Regions from separate parts of the Homo sapiens genome. Here region 1 is linked to region 2. A link is a contact called in ENCODE Hi-C or POLR2A ChIA-PET data. All regions are on one chromosome and are shown on one strand. Each heading gives the region's core, a stretch centred on a gene start or an enhancer-like site at or near the end of the contact. The rest is flanking DNA. Distances are from core to core; before and after follow the strand shown. Region 1 overlaps APOO (apolipoprotein O). Region 2 overlaps APOO (apolipoprotein O).

What was found. A loop is a pair of places that touch in the nucleus more often than their neighbours do. ChIA-PET counts read pairs that join two places held with the same protein, here RNA polymerase II (POLR2A). Pooled maps may share reads with other maps.
Region 1: a map of ascending aorta shows a loop between it and region 2 (2.1-fold over the local background). The contact joins two enhancer-like sites. A Hi-C loop is called at or near these places in 3 of 168 maps with a recorded cell type or tissue (ascending aorta, endothelial cell of umbilical vein and heart right ventricle), 1 of 37 single-sample maps with no recorded cell type and 3 of 50 pooled maps. POLR2A ChIA-PET finds 5 or more read pairs at or near these places in 9 of 52 experiments (AG04449, H1, HEK293 and 6 more).

The regions. Positions count from the first base shown.
Region 1 is chrX:23,883,485-23,886,184 of GRCh38, forward strand. The region is part of intron 1 of APOO (apolipoprotein O); the gene reads right to left. Among named protein-coding and RNA genes, the nearest start is that of APOO, 23 kb to the right of the region's middle. RefSeq lists an enhancer at 1-101. Within about 2 kb of position 1,432, at least 7 of the 41 ENCODE cell types and tissues checked have a DNase peak (open chromatin) inside an H3K27ac peak, as active enhancers do.
Region 2 is chrX:23,843,483-23,846,195 of GRCh38, forward strand. All of the region lies in intron 7 of APOO (apolipoprotein O), which reads right to left. Among named protein-coding and RNA genes, the nearest start is that of SAT1, 62 kb to the left of the region's middle. Within about 2 kb of position 1,414, at least 7 of the 41 ENCODE cell types and tissues checked have a DNase peak (open chromatin) inside an H3K27ac peak, as active enhancers do.

The DNA.
Region 1 (2,700 bases), core at 182-2,681, 40 kb after region 2:
CCACCTTCCCACTCCATACCCCTTCTGGCTCCGTTTCCATCTGCTGAGTGCTACTTCCACCATTCAATAAAACCTTGCACTCATCCTCCAAGCCCACGTGTGATCCGGTTTTTCTGGTATACTCAGGCAAGAACCCTAGGATACAGAAAGCCCTCTGTCCTTGCAATAAGGCAGAGGGTCTAACTGAGCTGATGAACACAAGCTGCCTACTGACAGCAAAACTAAAAGAGCACACGTAACACACGCCCACTGGGGCTGCAGAAGCTGTAAACATCCACCCCTAGACGCTGCCATGGGGTTGGAGCCCACACTCCCCACGACCTGCCCATCTGCCTGCTTTCCCTAGGGGTTTTGAGCAGTGGGGCACCTAAGAAGTGGGCCACACTCCCATCACATGCCCTGTAAGAGGGACAAGGGAAATTCCCCTTGTTTCAAAAGCATGAATTCTCCCGGCTCTTAGGCAGTTCTACAGAAAGACAAAACAAGTATAGGACATTATAGACAGAGGAATCAGCATGTGTGAAGCCACGAAGCTGGGAAACAGCATGGGAGAAGTGTAGGGAGTTCGAGTTTTGTGGGAGGGAGCAGAGTGACAGAGAGATGAGTCAGAGAAGTTGGTTGTAGCCAGATCATAATGGGACTCGTGTGGCTCACATAAAAGTCCTAGGTAATAAATACCAAAAGATCTCAAATAAGGATGGAATATAGAATCGAGTTTGCCATTTAGAAAGACGATTATTTCTCAGTGTGGCGCTTTAAGTCATTAAAGGGCCAGCTGACCAGTTATGGTGCTGCTAAAACAATGAAGGAAAGAAATAAGGGCCCAAGGAAAGATTGCACAGGAGAGGAGAAAGAGGAGAAAGTAGAATTGAGATAGTTTAATAGGCAAAATTAGCAGGACTTAGTGACCAAAGGGAAAGGAAGAGTGACGATGACCTTGGTTTAATTTTTATTTTCATTTATTTTAATTTTTAAACTGACAAGAATCGTGTATATTTATTGTGTACAACATGCTGTTTTGAAATATGTGTACATTGTGGAATGGCTAAATTGAGCTAATTAACATATGCACTACCTCACAAATTAATTTTTGTGGAATCTAAAAAGGTTGAACTAATGGAAGTAGAGAGCACAATGGTGGCTACCAGGGCAAGGGCTGGGGGGAGTTGGGGAGATATTGGTCAAAAGTACAAAGTTTCAGTTAGGAGGAGTAGTTCAAGAGATCTGTTGTACAACATAATGACTAGAGTTAACAACAATGTATTGGATTTTCGAAAATCAGGAAAAGAGTAGATTTTAAGTGACCTTGGGGTTTCCGATGGGTTTTTCTAGTTGGGTGGTGACACAGCATTCCTGAGAGAGGAAGTAGAAAAAGAGGGGCAAGTCTGAGGGAAAAATGATGAGTTGGTTTTGGACATGTTCCAGAGACCGACAGACAGCTAGAGGTCTAGTCATCTATCTATGTATCTTTTATTTTACTTGAAAAGCTAAAGTAGGCAAACTTAGAAACTGTTGTCTTTTGGAAATTAAGAAAAAGTTGACCTGAAATTTTAAGTCCATAAGAACATGTTTTTTGGGTCTGGACTTCCTCAGCACTTCAGGGGTGTATTTATTTCTCATAAAGCACAGTAAGGCCGGGTGCGGTGGCTCACGTCTGTAATCCCAGCACTTTGGGAGGCCGAGGTGGGTGGATCACCTGAGGTCGGGAGTTCGACACCAGCCTGGCCAACATGATGAAATCCAGTCTCTACAAAAAACACAAAAATTAGCCAGGCGTGGTGGCAGACGCCTGTAATCCCAGCTACTCGGGAGGCTGAGGCAGGAGAATTGCTTGAAACTGGGAGGCAGGGGTTGCAGTGAGCCGAGATCGTGCCACTGCACTCCAGCCTCGGCAAATATATATATTATATATATATATAAATATATAACTATATCTATACATAACTATATATATATAGCAGAGACAGGGTCTCATCATGTTACTCAAGCTGGTCTCGAACTCCTGAGCTCAAGCAATCCTCCCGCCTTGGCCTCCCAAAGTGCTGGGATTACAGGTGTGAGCCAACACACTCAGCCTATCTTTGATTTTAAATCTCAACTCATTTCCTTTAACATTTTATTGGATTCTTAATTATTAATTTCTACTTTACCTTCCCCTCTTATCTTACTTGTTTTTCTAGTTTTAATATTATTCTAGGCCTGCCTCCCTTTACTGCCTAAACTGTTTTCTTCTTCTTCCTCTTCTCCTATTAGTTTTCCTCCCTAAGCCTACCCTGATACCCATTCCACAGCAAGAACTGTGGCCACAAGGGTGGTAGCACCAAAGAAAGCTGGCTCCTGCAGCGGCCTTTTCAGCTTCCAGCAGGCTCTCAACAGACAAGCAAACAAAACAAAGAAAAAGCAAACCTCACCCCAGGAGACCTGGGAGACCTACAAATGAACACTCCCCAGGACCATAATTCTTAGTTTGCAGAGAACACATGATTTACTCGAGGATTTCTCAAACTCAGCACTACTGACATTTGGGTTGGGTCCTTCTTTGTGGGGCTGTCCTGTGCACTGCAGGAAGTTTGGCAGCATCCCTAGCCTCTACCCACTAGATGCCAGTAGCACCTCCTCCCAGTCACGACAGTCAAAAACATCTCCAGACACTGCCAAATGTCTCCTGGGGAGCAACTCTCCCACTGAGAACCTCTGATT
Region 2 (2,713 bases), core at 164-2,663:
GAAAGTTTTATCTAGAATATTTTGTAACTCATTTTCATACATATCTGATTTCAGTTTTTATTTTCTTACCACGTCCATGAACACAAATGACAATTTCTTTTTTTTTTTTTTTTTTTTTTTGAGACGGAGTTTCCCTCTGTCACCCAGGCTGGAGTGCAGTGGCGCAATCTCAGCTCACGTAACCTCTGCCTCCTGGGTTCAAACGATTCTCCTGCCTCAGCCTCCTGAGTAGCTGGGATTACAGGCGCCCACTACTACACCCAGCTAATTATTGTATTTTTAGTGAAGACAGGGTTTCACCATGTTGGCCAGGCTGGTCTCAAGCTCCCGACCACAGGTGATTTGCCTGCCTCGGCCTACAAAGTGCTGGGATTACAAGCATGAGCCACCGTGCCTGGGCACAAATGACAATTTCTGCTAGCAAAACCAAAACTTTTTAAGAAAATCAAGACACTGATTTCTAATTAGTATGCCTGCCATGTGAAGGCTGATTGCCAGCCAGCCAAACCTTTGAGGTACAGCAGCCTACTGAAATGTCTGACTCCCTCACCAGTTGAATTATTTTCAACAATTACTTAACTTCTCCAAAATGCAGTTTCCTCACTTATAAATGGGGATAATAATAGAACCCACCTCAAAGACTCTTCCTGAGCAAAGAGTTTAGCGCCAAGGGCCAAGCTCACAGCAAGTAAGTGCTCAATAAACATTATCTATCCTATATGGCAGGCCACTTTATTTTTTGGATGAAGAAAATAAAAGGTAAGGATAAATGACCTGTTAAAGACCCCAACACAATTCTAGTTCACTTGATGAGGTAGGCAGAATAATGGCCCCTCAAAGATGTCTTCTATTTCTGGAACCTGTGACTGTTACCTCACACAGCAAAGGGAAATTAAGGTTGCATTGGAATTAAGTTTACTAATCAGTTGCCCTTAAAATAGGGAGATGATCTTGGATTATCTGGGTGGGCTTGATTCAAGCATAAGAGTGCCTGCAGTCTAAGAGGGAGGCAGAAGAAGAGGTCAGAAGGGGGATCTGCAAACGACTTGCTGCAGGCTTCGACAATAGAGGAAGGAAGCTGGAAACAGCCCTCAGCCAGCAAAACAGACCTTGGTCCTACAGCCTCGAGGAACTGAGTTCTGTCAACAATCTAAATGAGCAGGAAAGAAATTCCCCCCTAGGGCCTCTAGAAAGGAACGCAACCCTGCTGACACCTTGATTTAGAATTGGACTTCTGACCCACAGAACTAAGATAATCATTTGCACTACTTTCAACCTGTAAATTTGCAGTCATTTATTTTGGCAGCAATGGAAAACTAAAACAATGACATAAGGATTCCTGACTACAGGGTATGGTTCCATTTTCTATCAGTGGACATTATCTTCTCAGGCAGAAGCGAAAATGTGCAGTATCACATGAGTGGTGGTTGATGACTATCATGTGGCTAGAGTCCAGCCATTTCATATGTTCCTCACATGAGATAACCTTATTTAATCCTCAAAACAGCTCCAGGAGGTACTATGCCAGTTCCCACAGAGCTGGAGTAACTTCCCAAGGTTTCAGGGCTAGTAAGAGGCAGAGGTGGGGTAGGAGTCTGGTGCTCCCGCTCCTCTTAGTCCACTGGACAACGCTGTATCCTGCCCACTGATACCAAGAGTGCATTCCTTTCTAAAGAGGAGATGACATTATTCAGGATTTCTAACTTTTCATTTTGGTAAATAATGGTGTTTTTAAAAAGAAAGAAAAAATCATTTCAAAATCATTTCCTAATACCTGTAGTTCTTAGAATTTTAGACAGCAAAAAATTACAAAGCACAAACTCATAACTTTATGGAAAACCCATCAAGCTGTCATTTAAAAAAAATACAGTGGTAAGAATACTTAACATGACATCTGCCCTCTTGGCAGATTTTTAAGTGTACAATACGGTACTGTTATCTATAGGCACAGTGTTGTGCAAGGGGTCTGTAGAACTTATTCTCTTTGCTTGACTAAAACTTTGTTGATTACCAACTCCCTATCTCTCCCTCCCCCAATCCCTGGCAATCGCCATTCTATTCTCTGCCTCTATGAGTTTGACTATTTTAAATACCTCATACAAGTAGAATCATGCAGTAATTGTCCTTCTGTGATTAGCTTACTTCAAAGATGAACATTTTAAAACTACATGACTTACTTTCAGCCAAACTTTGCCATGTTTAGAGAGCCGAGGAACTTCTAATGGAGGAAGAAAAAGCAGGGCATGTTTACTCAGGGTGGTGGCTGCTGCTTCCCTTTCATTTTCCTGCTGAGCCAGCAAGGGCCTGAATAAAACTATTAACAGCTCAGCTTTAGAAGTTCTGCTCAGTTTTCACATTGGTAACAGGTTTATGCTTCTTTATTAATTTCCTGCCTTTTAAATAATTAGTGTTGGCCTTCAGCAGTCATTGTACAATTCTGTGATAGTAATTTGTTGCATTAAAAAAAAGCTAGTGAAAAACTAAAATATGATATTTACTGAGACATACTGCTGTGTTTAGCTAATTATAAGACAACTCTAAGCTGGGTGCGGTGGCTCACGCCTGTAATCCCAGCACTTTGGGAGGCCGAGGCAGGGGGATCACCTGAGGCCAGGAGTTCGAGACCAGCCTGGCCAACATGGCGAAACCCCGTCTCTACTAAAAATACAAAAAAAAAAATTAGCCAGGCATAGTAGTGAATGACTGTAATCCC